Regions from separate parts of the Homo sapiens genome. Here region 2 is linked to region 1. Evidence: read pairs that join two places in POLR2A ChIA-PET (ENCODE). Cell type or tissue: OCI-LY7. All regions are shown on one strand. Links, peaks and the distances in the headings refer to the core of each region. The heading gives the core; the rest is flanking DNA.

Region 1 (8,110 bases), core at 1,167-6,166:
TGAGCACAGTGACTGAAATGATACTTTTCCTTCAAGTACAAATAAATTTAAGTAATGGAATAATAGTATCAATGAGAAAATGATGGTTCTGGTACATTTTAGTGTTCAAAATATAAAAATAATTTTTTCTGCAAAATTGGATTATTAAATCTGAGGACATGGTTATGGTACATTGCACATTTTCAGGCTCAAAATAGGTGCCTAGTAAACTCTGACAACCGAAAAATCTGTCACCACCATCATCAATATTATCATCATCGCCACCATCATCACTACCATCATAACCACCATGAAGCATGAGGCTTTTGGAGAAGAAACCCAGACTTTGAAGCTGGACAAGTCTGGCTATGAGACATCATGACTCTGTGTCCTTTCAGCTGTATGGTCTCTGCCCACTGATATGGTTTGGCTCTGTGCCCCCACCCAAATCTCATCTTGAATTGTACTCCCGTAATTCCCACGTGTTGTGGGAGGGACCCCGTGGGAGATAATTTGAATCATGGGGGCGGTTTCCCCCATACTGTTCTCATGGTAGTAAGTCTCACAAGATCTGATGGTTTTATCAGGGGGTTCCGCTTTTGCATCTTCCTCATTTGCTCTTGCTGCTGCCATGTAGGAAGTGCCTTTCACTTCCCACCATGATTCTGAGGCCTCCCCAGCCATGTGGAAATGTAAGTCTAATTAAACCTATTTTTCTTCCCAGTCTTGGGTATGTCTTTATCAGCAGTGTAAAAACGGACTAATACACCCACCTAAGGCATGGCTAACCACCTATGGGGCACCAGGAATGGCAGATTCCGTCATAACTAAAAAAGCAACTCCTGGCTTGTAATAGTACTTACTGCAATGGCTGAAAGACAGAATGCCCCGCGACTAGATAGATGTAGGTTGCAAACCTGGCTCCATTGGTTAGGGGCAGTGGTCCTGGGACAAGTTCCCCAACTTCTCCCTAGCCTTAGTTTTTACATTTACAAACTCATTATCTTAAATTTGGGTTCCACCAAAAGAAGACCCTGGAGAAGTATGGGGATGCAGGGAGTTTACATAGGAAGTGATCTCAAGAGGTCCAAGGGAGGAAGTGAAATGTGAGAAGAAGAAAAAAAAGTCAAAAAGTACATAGATGAATAGGTTCCTGCTATGGACAGGTGGGGCTCAATCTTGTAAAGCACTCTCTGAGAAACCAGAAGGAACACACCTCAGAATCACTCACTAGACAGGAGGGAGCTATGGCATTTTTCTACTTACTTCTGTCCACTATTACTTGAGGGCTATTCTCTGAGGCATTAACCCCGCTTGACATTTTCAGGTTGCCGCTATAAACAATAAAGCAAGCTCCTGGGATGCCAGAGGAAGCCCTCAGGCAGAGTTTAAGAAGGAAGAGAAGCAGGAGAGGCAGCTATGGCAAAGAAGACAATGGCAGGACCTTGCAGTGGCAACCTATCAGCATACCAAAAACTGCACACTGTAAAGCTGCAGGGAATATCAGGCAGAAGAAAAGTGGAAAGGGCATCAACAGCATCTGCTACATTCAGGACACTACTCACCTTTACAGGAGATTGTGAGGATCAGAGATAAGAAATATGAAGTGTCTGGTTCATAACAGGGACTCAACAAATGGGAGCAATGGTGGCAAAGATGCCCTAGAAGAAAGAGGAGGCTGGGCACTACTAAATGGAAGAACCTGCCAGTAACCCAGGCTGGCCAACCCAGTGTTCCTCCTCTCCTCTAGGTGTATGCCTCCAGGCGTGTGCAGGTGAGCTGCTCAACACAGACTGCTTACACTGTTGCTAAATTGTTGGTATGATTTTAGAGGAGGTTTCTGTTGAATTTGCAGAGCAATAAGATAAACCCAGCCTGTGTCATTGAGCTGCCACGTTCAAGTGTCCATGATGCCTTCCATGGGCCTGAGTTACCTTTGTTTCATGGGCCTCTTCCTCCAGTAAAAAAAAAAAAAAAAATACAAAATATGCTGTATGACCAGATTGGTGTAAAGACAAATACATTAGTATTATACATTAAAACTTTTTATTGGACCTAAAAGGACATCTTTCTTTCTTCTGCATTTAAAAGAAATTAAAACATTTTCATGGGCCCTTGAAGTACTGTGAGCCCCAGGCACTGTGCCTGCTCTGCCTAATGAGTGAGTCACCTCATCTCACATACACCATTTCATTTAATTCTTATAGGGACTGTGCAAAGGTGGTTTCTTATCCCCATTTTTCAGGTGAGAAACTGAGGCTGAGAAAGATGAAATGACCCATCCAAATTCACACAGCCAATGGCAGAGCCCTGGATTGTTATATGCACTCTAAATTCCTCCAGCGGTCATATGGAGGAAGTGCCCATGGTAATGATGCTTGCTGCACTTGCCAACATCTGAAACATCATAAACATATGTAAATATATACACAAAGAAACATACATACATACACACACAGAAATGTCTTATTTTGTAAACAGATTTATGAAGGTGTAATTTACATATGATATAATTCACATATGATACATATGATAAAATTCAGAGGTTTTTAGTATTTTCACAGGGTTGTGCCACCATCATCACACTTAATTTTAGAATATTTCATCGCCACACAAAGAAATCCCATCTATGTCCATTAGCATTCATGCCCCATCCCCTCCTCCAACCTCTCCCCAGGCCCTGACAACTACTAACCTACTTTCTGTCTTTATGGATTTGCCTGTCCTAGGCATTTCATATAAATGGGACCATAGAATATGTGGTCTTTTGTGTTTGGCTTCTTTCACTTCGTATAATGTTTTCAAAGTTCATCTATGTTGTAGCATATACCAGTACTTCATTTTTACTGCCATATTATATTCCATTTTATGGATGTACCATATTTTATTAATCCATTCACAAGTCAACAGACACTTGAGTTGTTTCTATTATTTGACTATTATGGGTATTGCTACTATAAACATTTGTGTGCAACTTTTTGTGTTTTAATTCTAAATATGCATTAGTTTTAATCAGATTGTTTTCATATAATCCATCTTAGCATAAAGAGGAAAGAGTTCTACAGCTAGGGCTCTAAAACATAACTTTTCTAACTAATGAAGGGAACAATTACTAAGAACCCATAATAAAAGACACTTTACAAGAGAATAGAAGACCTTGTAGGGAATGAAACACACTCTTAAGAAAAACGGCAAGAAGCTAGGGCATAATGTGCTTGCTAAAATGGAGTGTAACTACATTTCTGAACACAACAATGAGAAAAAGTTATCCAGCATTCTTTCCCCTTGACTTAGTGCATGATGAGGAACAAATAGGATTATTTCCATTAGGACAAAAGATGTAGTTGCTAAAGCTTATCTTTCCAAGGAATGAATCACTAGTTGGGATCTAGTGAAGATCTAATAATTTATATGTCCCTGCCTAATATTCACTCTGCAGCTGAGAAAAAAAATCTTAAAAAACCTTCCAAAGGAAGCGCACAATGAATTTTTTTCAATTCAAACCAACAAGCAGTAAATCCCCTCTTTACAATAGCCTGTCTCACTCCTTGCCCTTGCATTTCCACTTAAAAGTTTTTCATCCTTCAAGGCTACTCACTCCATCAAGTTTTCTTGGAGTTCCCCCAAGTTATAACCATTCTTTCTCTCACTCCATATCACTGAGTGCTCAGGGGCACCAGACAACATGCAGTGACAACTGAGTGACTATAATATGCCAAGCATAGTGGGTGGCACACCCTGGGGACAGAAAAGTACAAAAAAAAAAAAGCCCTCAAAGAATTTAACCTCTTTTTAAAAAGATGGAGACTAATCAACCAATCAAATAAATTATCAAAAACATTTCATAAACAAAGATACACACACATTCTTGGTTTTAAGTAATAAAAATTCACCTCAAATTAGCTTAATCTTCCTAGTGTGATCACTGATAATGTGATCTCAATCTCACAGACCTGGAAGGGCCACATGTACAGCTGGCTTCAGGAGGAAGTGAAAATCATCATAATTCCACGTGTCTGTTTGCCTGCACATAGCTGAACATAAAGCTGAAATGCATGTTTTAAGTGAGCAGCAACTTCTCTCTTGTTAAATACTGTACACCCAACTGCTAGCTTCTGGCACACTGTAGATGTCCAAACTGACTAAGGTCTTCCAATCTCAATTCTAAATTTCAGAAGAGAAAAACCAGGTTGTCATTTGGGTCAGGTATCCACTTCTGATCTAAACAGCTGTTACCTGGGATGGGAGATACTATAAACGGAATGTTTGTGTACCCCTCAAATTCACATGTTAAAACCCAGTCCCCGATGTGGTGGTATTTTGAGGTGGAGCCTTTGGAAGGCCCTAGATAGTTCATCTGCCCCTTCTGCCACGTGAGGGCACAGCAAGAAGACAGTTGTCCATCTGTGAACCAGGAAGTAGACCGTCACCAGATCCCAAACATGCTGACACCCTGATCTTGCACTTCCAGCCTCCAGAACCATAATAAATACATTTCTATTGTTTATAAGCCACCCAGTCAAAGACATTTCTTATATGGCAGCCTGAACTAAGATGGGAAGAAATAACACTTCTCATAGAGGAGAGGTCTATAATAACTCAGCATCCCTAGTGATACAACTCCAGTGTTCTTTCAGTGTTCTTCAGTGTTCTTTCAGTAAGTGGCATTATGATCCAGCTAGTCCTTCTACATTCTCACTCTTAAGTTATCACTCCTTGTTTATGTACCAACCAACTAAGCCTACTAGCTGTAAACTTAGAATAAGGAAAGAACATTGTTTAAACACTAAGGTTTCCATTATCTAAAATGCCCATAATTTATTGAAATTGAATGGTTTATTCTGGCTGGAAAAATCAGTGATCACTGCCTGTAGCAGATAGCTTCAGAAGCCAACAATATGATATTATTTTCTCTGGGACCTTCCATCTACTAATCTACTCGCTCTATCCCTATTCCAAAGGTTGGCCCATAGCAGCCATATTTGTTCCATTATGTGTGACCAAACTTAAGCGTTAACCTGACCCAAGGAGGGTCAATCACACTCTTGCATCTGGGAATTGAGACTGCAAAGCTGAAGAACTGTTAGCGGCTCTGTGAGGAACAGGGCTCATTTGATATAACCTCTGAGGATAGGCTACCTTTTGGCCACCATGGAAATTGAGAATCTGAGAAGGACAGTGAACAGAGAAAGATGAATAAAGCAAATACAAAGCAATGAGAGATTCTGGAATGATGCATATATAATTCTAACTTTAGGTTTCAGCCTTTTCTGAGATCTGGCTCCATCTCTACTTTTGAGACCCACAGACATTCCCACACACTTTCACAGAGTGTCCTTTAGCTAGTTCAATCAGCTTAGATTACTAGCGACCAGAGCCCTATCTAATATAGAAGGTTCTGGGAAGCTCTGACAGAGCTTTTTAACAGTAAATGATAAAGGACAAATGTGGAGTTTTCTCACAGCGTTTCTTCCTTGGCATTCCCTGTCTATAATTCAACTATAAATCTTTTGAGTATCAATCCCATCATTCTTCTGGCAATGTAGTTTGTGACCAGGCTGCCATTCTTTGGAAAAGAGAAAATGGACTCACACTCTTAGGAAGAGTCAATGGTTGGTGCTGTTTGATAGCTTTGGGCTAAATCCTGACTGTATTCACCCTCTGTCCCCTGCCCACAGGTTCCTGGAAGAGTTACATGTACAAAGAAAAACAGCAAAACAGAAAACAAGGTTGTACTTTACTTTTAGCTGGGCCTTTTCCCAATAACTCCAGATGAGGCCAAGAACCCTTGGCAGGAACCAGGAAGGGTTTTGGTCTGCAGACCATCATGGCACCACATCCAGGGCTCCCAGACCACTGGCACAAATGGTCCCTGTGCGGGCACCACCCACTTCTCTATATGGCAAATTCAGTAAATAGGACCTTTTCCACGGCCCACCTAGCCACTTCCACCCCAACTCTATCCTCAAGGACCTGCTGGGCAGACATGTGGCACACAAGCAGGATCACACCCCTATACCTCTCAGAAACTCTTACTCCAGCCTTCTCCCCCAAGTGTTGAGAAAGGGATTGTTTCAGTGTAGCCCCTGTGTATTAGTCCGTTCTCAGGTTGCTATAAAGAACTACCTGAGACTGGGTAATTTACAGAGAAAAGAGGTTTAATTAGCTCACAGTTCCACAGCCTGTACAGGAAGCATGGCTGAGGAGGCCTCAGGAAACTTACCATTCATGGAGGAAGGTGAAGAGGAAGAGGCACGTTCTACATGGCTAGAGCAGGAGAGAGAGAACCAAGGGGGGAACTGCTACACACTTTCAAACAACCAGATCTCATGAGAACTCACTCACTGTCATGAGAACAGCAAGGGGGAAATCTGCCCCCATGATCCAATCGCTTTCCACCAGGCCCCTCCTCTAACACTGGGGATTAACAATTCAACATGAGATTTCAGTGTAGACACAGAGCTAAACCATATCACCCTGAAACACAGAATGACTGTTAAAACATTTTTGAGTCAAGGGAACCAAAGCCAATAACACAGCTCATGAGTGACAAACGTAGCACATGTATTCTCAACTAGGCAATATCGCCACCAAGGGGGTAAAAATCGATTACTGGGAGAGGCGAAGAAAACGTATTATTTTTATGTATAAAGCACAGAAATACACAACACAAACAGATAAATAGGATATCTGTGCTATGTAAATTTCATGGGTGGAGGCTGGGGAGATTAGAGAAAAAATGTTTTAAAAAGCTTCCTTGAGGGGGCAATAATGAAAAAAAAAAGGTGGAGACACATTAGAGCCTATAGTGGATGCTGTGGTGCTGCCACAGACCCTTACTGCTGGTGGACCCATTCCCAGTTGCTAAGAACTCCTAGCTTACTCCTTCTCCCAAGAATTGGCCTTTGCAAAAGGGGACCCACCTTTCTTAGGGAGACTATACTCCTATGTTCTCCTTTTCTCTCTCTTTCCTTCATGCTATGCTCCATTTCCCAAAATGTCAAACCAGTCCATGCACTTTTTCATTCTGCACCTTTCTCAGGCCTTTCTCTGACCTTCCTGTAAACGTCATTTTGCAACCTTCTCTTTGCATTCTCCTGACTCTTTTCCAAGCACCACTTCCATCCAAATACTTTCCATTAATGTCTATGCCTTTTCTCCTACTACTCTTGCAAGCACTCTGAGGGATAGAATCTTGTCTCATTCTTTTTTCTACTCCCAGGAACTAGCACTATTCCTAACAGGAATGGGTGTTCAATAATTGTTGGGTCAAACAAAGTAATTTGCAGAATATCTCTGCAAGTTCCTTAGGCAGGTGTACCCTATCAGAGCTGAGAAGGCCACAGAACAACTCCCAGTTATTTCAAATTTGATCAACTCATTGAAAAGACCCAGTTCTACTTATTTCTGTACTCCCATGAGCACCCACAGACAGGAAAACAAAACACCTAAAACATCTTGTCTACACTGTAGTCCAATCATTATAAATAGGGCATTAAAAAATAAGTTAAATATTATGAGAAAATACATCAGTACTGAAATAGCTGTACTTACATTCAAGTGCTGAACATAAACAAATAAAGACAATGCTGAGTTTGTCTTACAGAGTATCTACAGTTTACAGAGCTGTTTTATCTACACTGTCTCTTTTGAGGCTCAAGCAGCCTAGATAATACTTTTCCCATTGTAAAGAGGATGAAACTATGTTAACAATTTAAAGTGGCTCCTCTTTCAAGGTCACAGTAATGTATGGAGAACAGAATTCAAACCCAACCCTTCTGCTATGGCTTGGATATAGTTTCTTTATCCCTGCCAAATCTCATGTTGAAATTTGGCCCACAGTGTAGCAGTGTTGGAGGAGAAGCGTAGAGAGAGGTGCCTGGGACATGGGGGCAGGTTCCTCATGAATGGCTTGGTGCTGTTCTCACTCTAGTGACAGCAGATTAGTTCTCAAGGGAATGGATTATTTCTGGCAAGAATGGATTGTTATAACTAGTATACCCTGGGTTTGGTCCCCCTTCCCAAGTGACTGATTCCTCCTTTGACCCTCTCCAAAATGTTTTGGCACAGCACAAAAGCCCTTGCCAGTAACCAAGCAGATGCCAGTGCCATGCTTCTTGTACAGCCTGCA
Region 2 (8,110 bases), core at 1,656-6,655, 120 kb before region 1:
GAACAGGCTTTGGGGGAATTCAAATTTGTCTCTAGACTTGGAAAACAGAATGCAATTTGCAGTGTATCATTTTAATGACCCTTGTTATTTAACAGTGCAATAATAAACAGAACAAATCAAAAATTCTTTAATATATGGTTTATTTTATTTTATTATTATTATACTTTAAGTTTTAGGGTACATGCACACAATGTGCAGGTTACATATGCATACATGTGCCATGCTGGCGTGCTGCACCCATTAACCCGTCATTTAGCATTAGGTATATCTCCTAATGCTATCCCTCCCCACTCCCCCCACCCCACAACAGTCCCCAGAGTGTGATGTTCCCCTTCCTGTTTCCATGTGTTCTCATTGTTCAATTCCCACCTAGGAGTGAGAATATGCGGTGTCTGGTTTTTTCTTCTTGCGATAGTTTACTGAGAATGATGATTTCCAATTTCATCCATGTCCCTACAAAGGACATGAACTCAACATTTTTTGTGGCTGCATAGTATTCCATGGTGTAGATGTGCCACATTTTCTTAATCCAGTCTATCATTGTTGGACATTTGGGTTGGTTCCAAGTCTTTGCTATTGTGAATAGAGCTGCAATAAACATATGTGTGCATGTGTCTTTATAGCAGCATGATTTATAGTCCTTTGGGTGTATACCCAGTAATGGGATGGCTGGTTCAAATGGTATTTCTAGTTCTAGATCCCTGAGGAATCGCCACACTGACTTCCACAAGGGTTGAACTAGTTTACAGTCCCACCAACAGTGTAAAAGTGTTCCTATTTCTCCACATCCTCTCCAGCACCTGTTGTTTCCTGATTTTTTAATGATTGCCATTCTAACAGGTGTAAGATGGTATCTCATTGTGGTTTTGATTTGCATTTCTCTGATGGCCAGTGATGGTAAGCATTTTTTCATGTGTTTTTTGGCTGCATTAATGTCTTCTTTTGAGAAGTGTCTGTTCATGTCCTTCACCCAGTTTTCGATGGGGTTGTTTTTTTCTTGTAAATTTGTTTGAGTTCATTGTAGATTCTGGATATTAGCCCTTTGTCAGATGAGTAGGTTGCGAAAATTTTCTCCCATTTTGTAGGTTGCCTGTTCACTCTGATGGTAGTTTCTTTTGCTGTGCAGAAGCTCTTTAGTTTAATTAGATCCCATTTGTCAATTTTGGCTTTTGTTGCCATTGCTTTTGGTGTTTTAGACATGAAGTCCTTGCCCATGCCTATGTCCTGAATGGTAAAGACTTAAACGTTAGACCTAAAACCATAAAAACCCTAGAAGAAAACCTAGGCAATATATGGTTTTAAATAATTAGAAACCAAACATTCTATATCAGAATGCAAATTTCTATACTAGAAAAGAATGGCTTAAAAAGAAAACCCTAGTGAGCCATTCAAAGAGCACTGCTATCTACTGACCAAGTCCTATACGTGCTGAGCATTTAATGAACAGCTAAACAAACAGAGGTACTCAAAAGACCAACTTGATAAACCTGATAGGGGAAAGTTATACACGATTCTCATAAGAGTCACGAATAATATAGTTAATATAGTTGTGGAAAAAGGAATATTTATATATACTAACATGGACAATGTTGAAGGTAATGAAATGTGCTTGTATACTATAGTCCTATTTATGTTAAGAGAGAAAGAGGAGAGAGAAAGAATGAACTAGATGATTAGGTCGCTATCCACCAAAATTTGTTCTTCATTTCTTGTATACAATAGAATTGTAGCTTGGCATATGGCCTCCCAGCTACACTTCAATTCTCGGCCCCATTAACAGTTAGGGATAGCCATGTAAGTAAGCTTTTTCCCAGCCTTGTCTCTTAAGTCAAGGTGCACGTCTTCTTCATACTCAGTTTCACTCCTTACCACTAGACAAAATGGTGACCACCAGAGTGACCTGAGGGACTATGTTGAAGATGGCAAAGCCAGTGTCATCTTGGGTCCCCAGCTGACTGCCTGGAGCACAGCTTCCTATCAACCTGGACTATACATGTTGGGCCACGATGCAGAGAAAAAACAAATCTCATTTTTTTTAAGCCACTGAATCACGGAGGCCTTTTATAGCAGCTTAAGCAATCCTAACTTATATGCACATTATAATATAAAAAGTATATCATACTATGTATGTGTCTGTATATGCACTGAAAATGTTTGCAAAAACACTCAACAAACTGTTACAAGTGGTTATTTCTGGAGAATCAACAAACATGGCAATGAGGGGCAGTAATTATTGAATAGATTCAAAGAGTGATGCACATGAATTCTCTGGTCCAGAGCCCATCCCAAAAGCTCAGACTGCATCATGGGAACTAGGCTTAGCCAGCTGAATGCTCCTGACCAGCACTTTAAATGCGTGGAGAGTGACGCAGAGCAATAGGACAATGAGATGGCACAATTCATGGTGGCCAAAATAGCATTGAGAAGCCAGCAGGAGTGGTGGTAGGTGTCCATTGACACTTCCTTACCTTACTATTCATTGGTGTGACTGTGTTTGTGTTACCAACTGCCAGTGGTTTGGGGTATGGACAATAGGGTCGGATTCCTGAGGGTATCTGGGCCCCAGACAAGTAAGCAGAGGATTCAGCTGTGGAGTCCAGATGTAAGAGCAAAAAGAGTTGCTCAACAGAGAAATAGAACAAAGACGCACGTAAATATAGTAAGACCTGGGCTCTACATTCAAGCATCAAAATATTTCGTAAAAATTCCTATCAAACTGACAGAAAAAGGTTATGTAAGATTTCCCATACAAAACAGAATGCCTTTTTTTTTTTTTTTTTGAGATGGGTCTTGCTCTGTCACCCAGGCTGGAGTATAATAGCAGGATCATAGCTCACTGCAGCCTCAAATTCCTGGGCTCAAGTGATCTTCCCACCTCAGCCTCCCAAGTAGCTGGCACTACAGTCACATGCCACCATGCCCAGCTCCATTTCTGAAATGAAAACTGGGCTCCTCAACACAGCAGTATGGATGTTTGGGACCATTTCTGTTACAGGGATGGTGGCATCCTGTGCATTAGATAATATTTATCAGTGTCCCTGGTATCTACCCACTAGACACAAGTAACATGCCTCCCTCCTCCACTGTGACAACAAACACATCTCCAGCATAGCCAGATGTCCTCTGAAGGACAAATCCTCCCCTCCAACCCAGGTTGAGAACCACTGCATTAAATGAACAAATAAAAATCAGTGTATTCCTTCTAATATGTTTTCTTTTAAAATCCACACAAAATGGTCAGATCCTTTGGGACGTAACTGAGCATTGGCTCAGTTGGTAAACATGCCTGGACATGCTATAAAAACTTGTGGTCAACACAACATGGAGCCTTACATTAATTAAGAGAGATTACAGAAGCAAGATTCAGAAGGTCATGGCAAATGGACCTAATAAATAAGACTGTATTTGAAAAGGATAAATGTAAGTTTATTCACTTGAATCCAAATCAACAACAGCAAATTATAGGATAAAAGAGTAGAGATTTGGTTCCTGAAAAGAAGTTCTGCAAGAGCAGATGCTTTCAGAGTCATTTCACACATACTCCTAGTGGTCAGCTAGGTTGACTGGAAGTAAGTTCACCTCTGAGAGGTGGTCACCAGGCTTTGAGGAACCTGAAAGGAAGTCTGGAACCCTCATAGTCTAAGGTGCTGAAGGTCACAGGTCCTGCTCTGATTACAGAGAGATTTTTGTAAACAACTCACCCTTTGTGTACTTATCTGGGGAGTTTTGCAGAAAAGCCAGGGTAGATCAAAGGCTCATTCTACCATCTATTTTTATTTTCATGATTACCTTTGCATATCTAAATAAATGACTCTAGATGGTTGGAAGTTAAGGAGCCAGTCACTTTTGTTTGAAGAAGTACAAAAAGAAAAACATTTACAGATAAGAGATTTAAGAATAAGAATTTTATAACTAGCTTAACATATTTAGGAAATATTGGAACAAAAATAATCATATCAGTAATAGAGAACCTCAGGCAGTCTCAGGACCTATATTTGCATTTGTCTGTACAATAATGTTTGAGCCAAGTAAAGACCCAATGACATCATAGCGCACTATATGAATGAACATCTCAAGTAAGGAGAATAGAGGCAGAAAATTCAGTTATCATGTTAACACAAGGTAGCCCTTAAAGAAGTCTGTCTTTTAGTAGTTGGTGGAACATTCCCAGCCTCTGCCCCCACCCACCCCTTTCCTTTTCTCTCTGGCAGAGACTTACCTCCTACTGAGGGCAAAAATGCCATATCCTTGCCCTTACTTCCCTAGACTCCTTTGCAATGTGGATATGGACACACAACCCAATCCTGATAAATGAGACTTGACGGGACTTCTCCCAGGAGACTTTTGGGAAAGGTTTTTTTCCAAAATAACAAAAATTGAAATTCCCTCTTTTCTTCACCTGAGTATGCTCTTTCACACAGCACCTGGTAAGGCTGTAGCCTATCTACATGGAGAGAGACATCTCTGAGCCAGGGAAGAGAGATGAACTGTATCTGGGTAAATGTAGTCACTGAGTCCCTGAGGTAATCCTGGAACCATGCTCCAGGTTTATGTCTGTGGCATGCTGACTCTAAGGTGGTCCTAAGGATTCTCCTCTTTCCCTTCCTGGTATTTATGCCCCTACCCAATCTCTTCCCTTTGAGCGTGAGCTGGTCTACCCAAATATGGCAAAGGTGCTGTAACAAATAGACTCCATAGCACCTTCTAACAAATAGAATATGGCAAAGGTGATGGGACGTCATTGCCAGAATTGTAACTTTTGTCTTGACAGTTGATTCTGCTGTTGCCTTCTTGGCTTGCATGCATTCATAAAGTAAGCTGCCATATTGGAGAGACCCATGAGGCAAGGAGTGGAGGAGGGTGGCCTCCAGCCAACTGCCAATGAGAAGGTGAGGCCCTTAGTCAAATGGCCTTTAAGGAGATTCTGCAAACAACTAGGGTAAGCTGGTAAATAGGGCCTTCCTTCACCAGTTGAGCCTTCAGATAAGACCCCAGCTCAGGCTGCCACCTTAACTGCAGCCTCATATAACTTCTGAAGCAAAGAAATCAGCTAAACTGTGTCTGAACTCCTGACCCACAGAAACTGTGAGATAATAAATATGTATTGTCTTAAGCCACTAAGTTAGTGATAATTTGTTACACAGTAATATCTAATGCCATGCTTATGTGAGATAAAAAATGTTCTTACTATTTAAGCAACTTTCAATCATGTACTCTGTTAGTGCAGCCAAAAGTAGCCTAGCTGATACACAGGAAGATTTCTTGTGTATATCCTATCTTTTTGTGCTTGTAATATTTTATTAGCACAAGAATGAGCTACTGCTTATTACAAAATTTATTATCTTATATATCTGCTACTATAAGATTCTAAAAAAAGCTGTGTGTTATCTTTATATTCAAATAAATGAGGGACATTCACAAAATTATCAAGTGTTCCTCATTACAGTTGACATTTGAGAGTGATTCATTTCAGTTAAATGTATTCAGATTATTTTGAACTAGAAAAAAAAAGAATTATTGTGCTTATTTGTAACATTTTAAAGCATTCTTATACAGACAGACATTTTCTACATTTGTGTTATTGAAATCAAAGCATGGAGTTGGACCCAAGTCTTCATTTTTTTTAACCATACATCCATCACTGGATTTTAACAAAGCCAAATCATCTGTCAAATTAAATTAATATTACTACTGTGAAACTTACTGATTGTTACATATAAAGTATTTGTTTTGATTAATAGATTTAGTAGTAGGTGGTTTCAATGCAATAGAGGAATATCCCAGAGAATCATTATCCATAAAATACATAAATCCTCCTGCCCCTTATTTTGTAGCACCAAAGAGCTGCTTAGTGGGAAGCTGTATCACACATCAGCCCTACAAGTTGTGGTGACTATTTTGGTGACTTTCTTTTGGGGCCCATATTTGAAATTCTGTTTATTTTCTCTGCTATGGATACATCTTTTATTGGTTTAGTGATCACCAGATCTTCTTTCTTCTGCTTTGGCTTCAACTGCTGTGGAGGAGGAGGACTTAACTTTTTGTGGTTCCCTGAGGGCCATCAAAGTGAATTTACTGTATGCTACGAAGCCTGTATTTTAAGTAAGATCATCAGAAACATAAATTTCTAATGCAATACATCCAGCCATGTTTGTGTGATACAAATAACTTAGTTGGATTATATAGATAAGATTTCTGAACATAAGAAGTTTATTCATAGTCTTACATAAATAACTATAGCCCTATTTCAGTAAAATTAGAGTAAGTCAACACTGGGAATCTGTTATGGACTGAATGTATCCCCCTAAAATTCATATGTTGAAGCCCTAACCCCCAATGTAATGGAATGTGAAGGCAAGGTCTTTGGAAGATAATTAGGTCCAGATGAGGTCTTGAAGGTGGGACCCCATGATGGGATTAGTACTCTTATGAGAAGAGAAAGACCAGAGTGTGCCTCCCTCCTCCCACCCCCTTCCCCCTCCCTCCTTCTCTCTCTCTCTCTCTCTCTCTCTCTCTCTGCCATGTGAGGACACAATAAGAAAGGGTCCATTTGCAATCCAGGTAAAGAGGCCTCACCAGGAACTGAATCTGTCAGCACCTTGATTTTGGATTTTCCAGTCTCCAGAACTATGAGAAATAAATTCCCATTGTTTAAGCCACCCAGTCCGTGGTATTTTGTTATAGCAGCCTGAGCTAAGACAGAGTTCATGAAAATTTTTCTTCCTAATTGATCACTACTTGAACAACAAAACTCTAGAGTAATGGTTCTCAACCTTCCTTTTTTCACTTTAACACACCAAACAATGATGCTCACATACACGACATTCTTCCATGCGGGTATAATCCCCAAAGTTGTGCACAATTGGCTGCCACCTCTTTATCTTGCAATCAGAATAGGATACTAGAATATAAGTCAGCATATCATTATTGTTGCTGTAAGCTTGAATTTGATTGAATTTCAATATATAAATTATATTTTGCCAAAATTTGAGATTTATCCATGTTGACACATATTGGCCCATTTCACTTATTTTTACTGAAATATTATCCCATAATTAATTTATCTATTCTCATAAGGGTATGTTCTTTCTGATTTTTTCCCATAACAAATAATGTTGCAATGAACAGTCTCATGCACGTATATGAGAATTTCCCTAGAGTATGTATTTAGAAGTGAAGCTGATGATTCAAGAGCCTGGAATCTTCCACCTTAATAGACACCACTATATTGCTCTCCATAGAGGTGGTACAATTTATAGGCTTTCATGTTTACATGCAATGGATGAGAACTTCATACATACTCTCATTTTCTTTCACTTTCGTTAACTCCAAAAATTTATCTGTGCCTGTTGCCAGATGACTAAAGAAGGAGGAGTATCTATATCACAAACTCAGCTCCACCTCATTCCACTCTCACCATCTGTGCATTCAGTCAGTCACTCCTTCAAAAGACATTGATAAAGGGCCCACTATGTGCTCAGTCCAGTGGGGGTGTCAGAGTAGGAAAACCTGTCTGTGCCCTCCCTACCATAAGATCTTAGGCTACTCATTTCAGCCTCCTGAACTTTGGTCTTATTTTAATCAAAGTGGGGTAACATTTACCTCACAGAGTAAATAGTAAAAAGTAAACCAAAGTTTGAGTATATCGAAGCATCTGTGGGCAAAGGGAATTTAAAAAAAAATAAAATAATGTCCCAATTCTCAAATACTTTTTTGTTGTTGTTGAAATAAAACAATTATACACAGGTAGAAGAGGTGACCTCAATAATCCTGTCCATGTTTTGAAACCATTTGGTAAAAGAGCAATATCTGGAAGCAATTTATTTCATTTTTTCTTTTGCTTATTTGACATATAATTGTACATATTTATGAGGAGGCATTTTGGCATGAACATACTATGCTGCATTTGGTCAGGGTCTCTGGTAACTTCCAATACAGATTTTAAGAACCAGGGTACCTATCAACTAAGTTATATCTAGGAAAGCACTTCTCCCCTTCCCTGTCCCACTAACTAAAATAACATCCTGGAATGAGATGTTTCTGTTGTAATATTTTCTGGCTATGTCTAAGAATGCCAAAACAAGTGAAAACGAAAACATGCAGGCAAATC

Evidence for each region. ChIA-PET counts read pairs that join two places held together with the same protein. Peaks named below come from ENCODE experiments on the same cell type or tissue, not always from the same donor. Only the 100,000 strongest peaks of a DNase experiment are listed, where the experiment ranks them.
Region 2: POLR2A ChIA-PET joins it to region 1 with 5 read pairs; 2 of 35 experiments call an interaction of 5 or more read pairs at or near these places.

Annotation. Positions count from the first base shown.
Region 1 is chrX:11,608,189-11,616,298 of GRCh38, forward strand. All of the region lies in intron 1 of ARHGAP6 (Rho GTPase activating protein 6), which reads right to left. Among named protein-coding and RNA genes, the nearest start is that of ARHGAP6, 54 kb to the right of the region's middle. In OCI-LY7, for the core only: no CTCF peak of the experiment used is centred there; a DNase peak (open chromatin) is centred at 3,983.
Region 2 is chrX:11,491,073-11,499,182 of GRCh38, forward strand. The region is part of intron 1 of ARHGAP6 (Rho GTPase activating protein 6); the gene reads right to left. Among named protein-coding and RNA genes, the nearest start is that of ARHGAP6, 170 kb to the right of the region's middle. In OCI-LY7, for the core only: no CTCF peak of the experiment used is centred there; no DNase peak of the experiment used is centred there.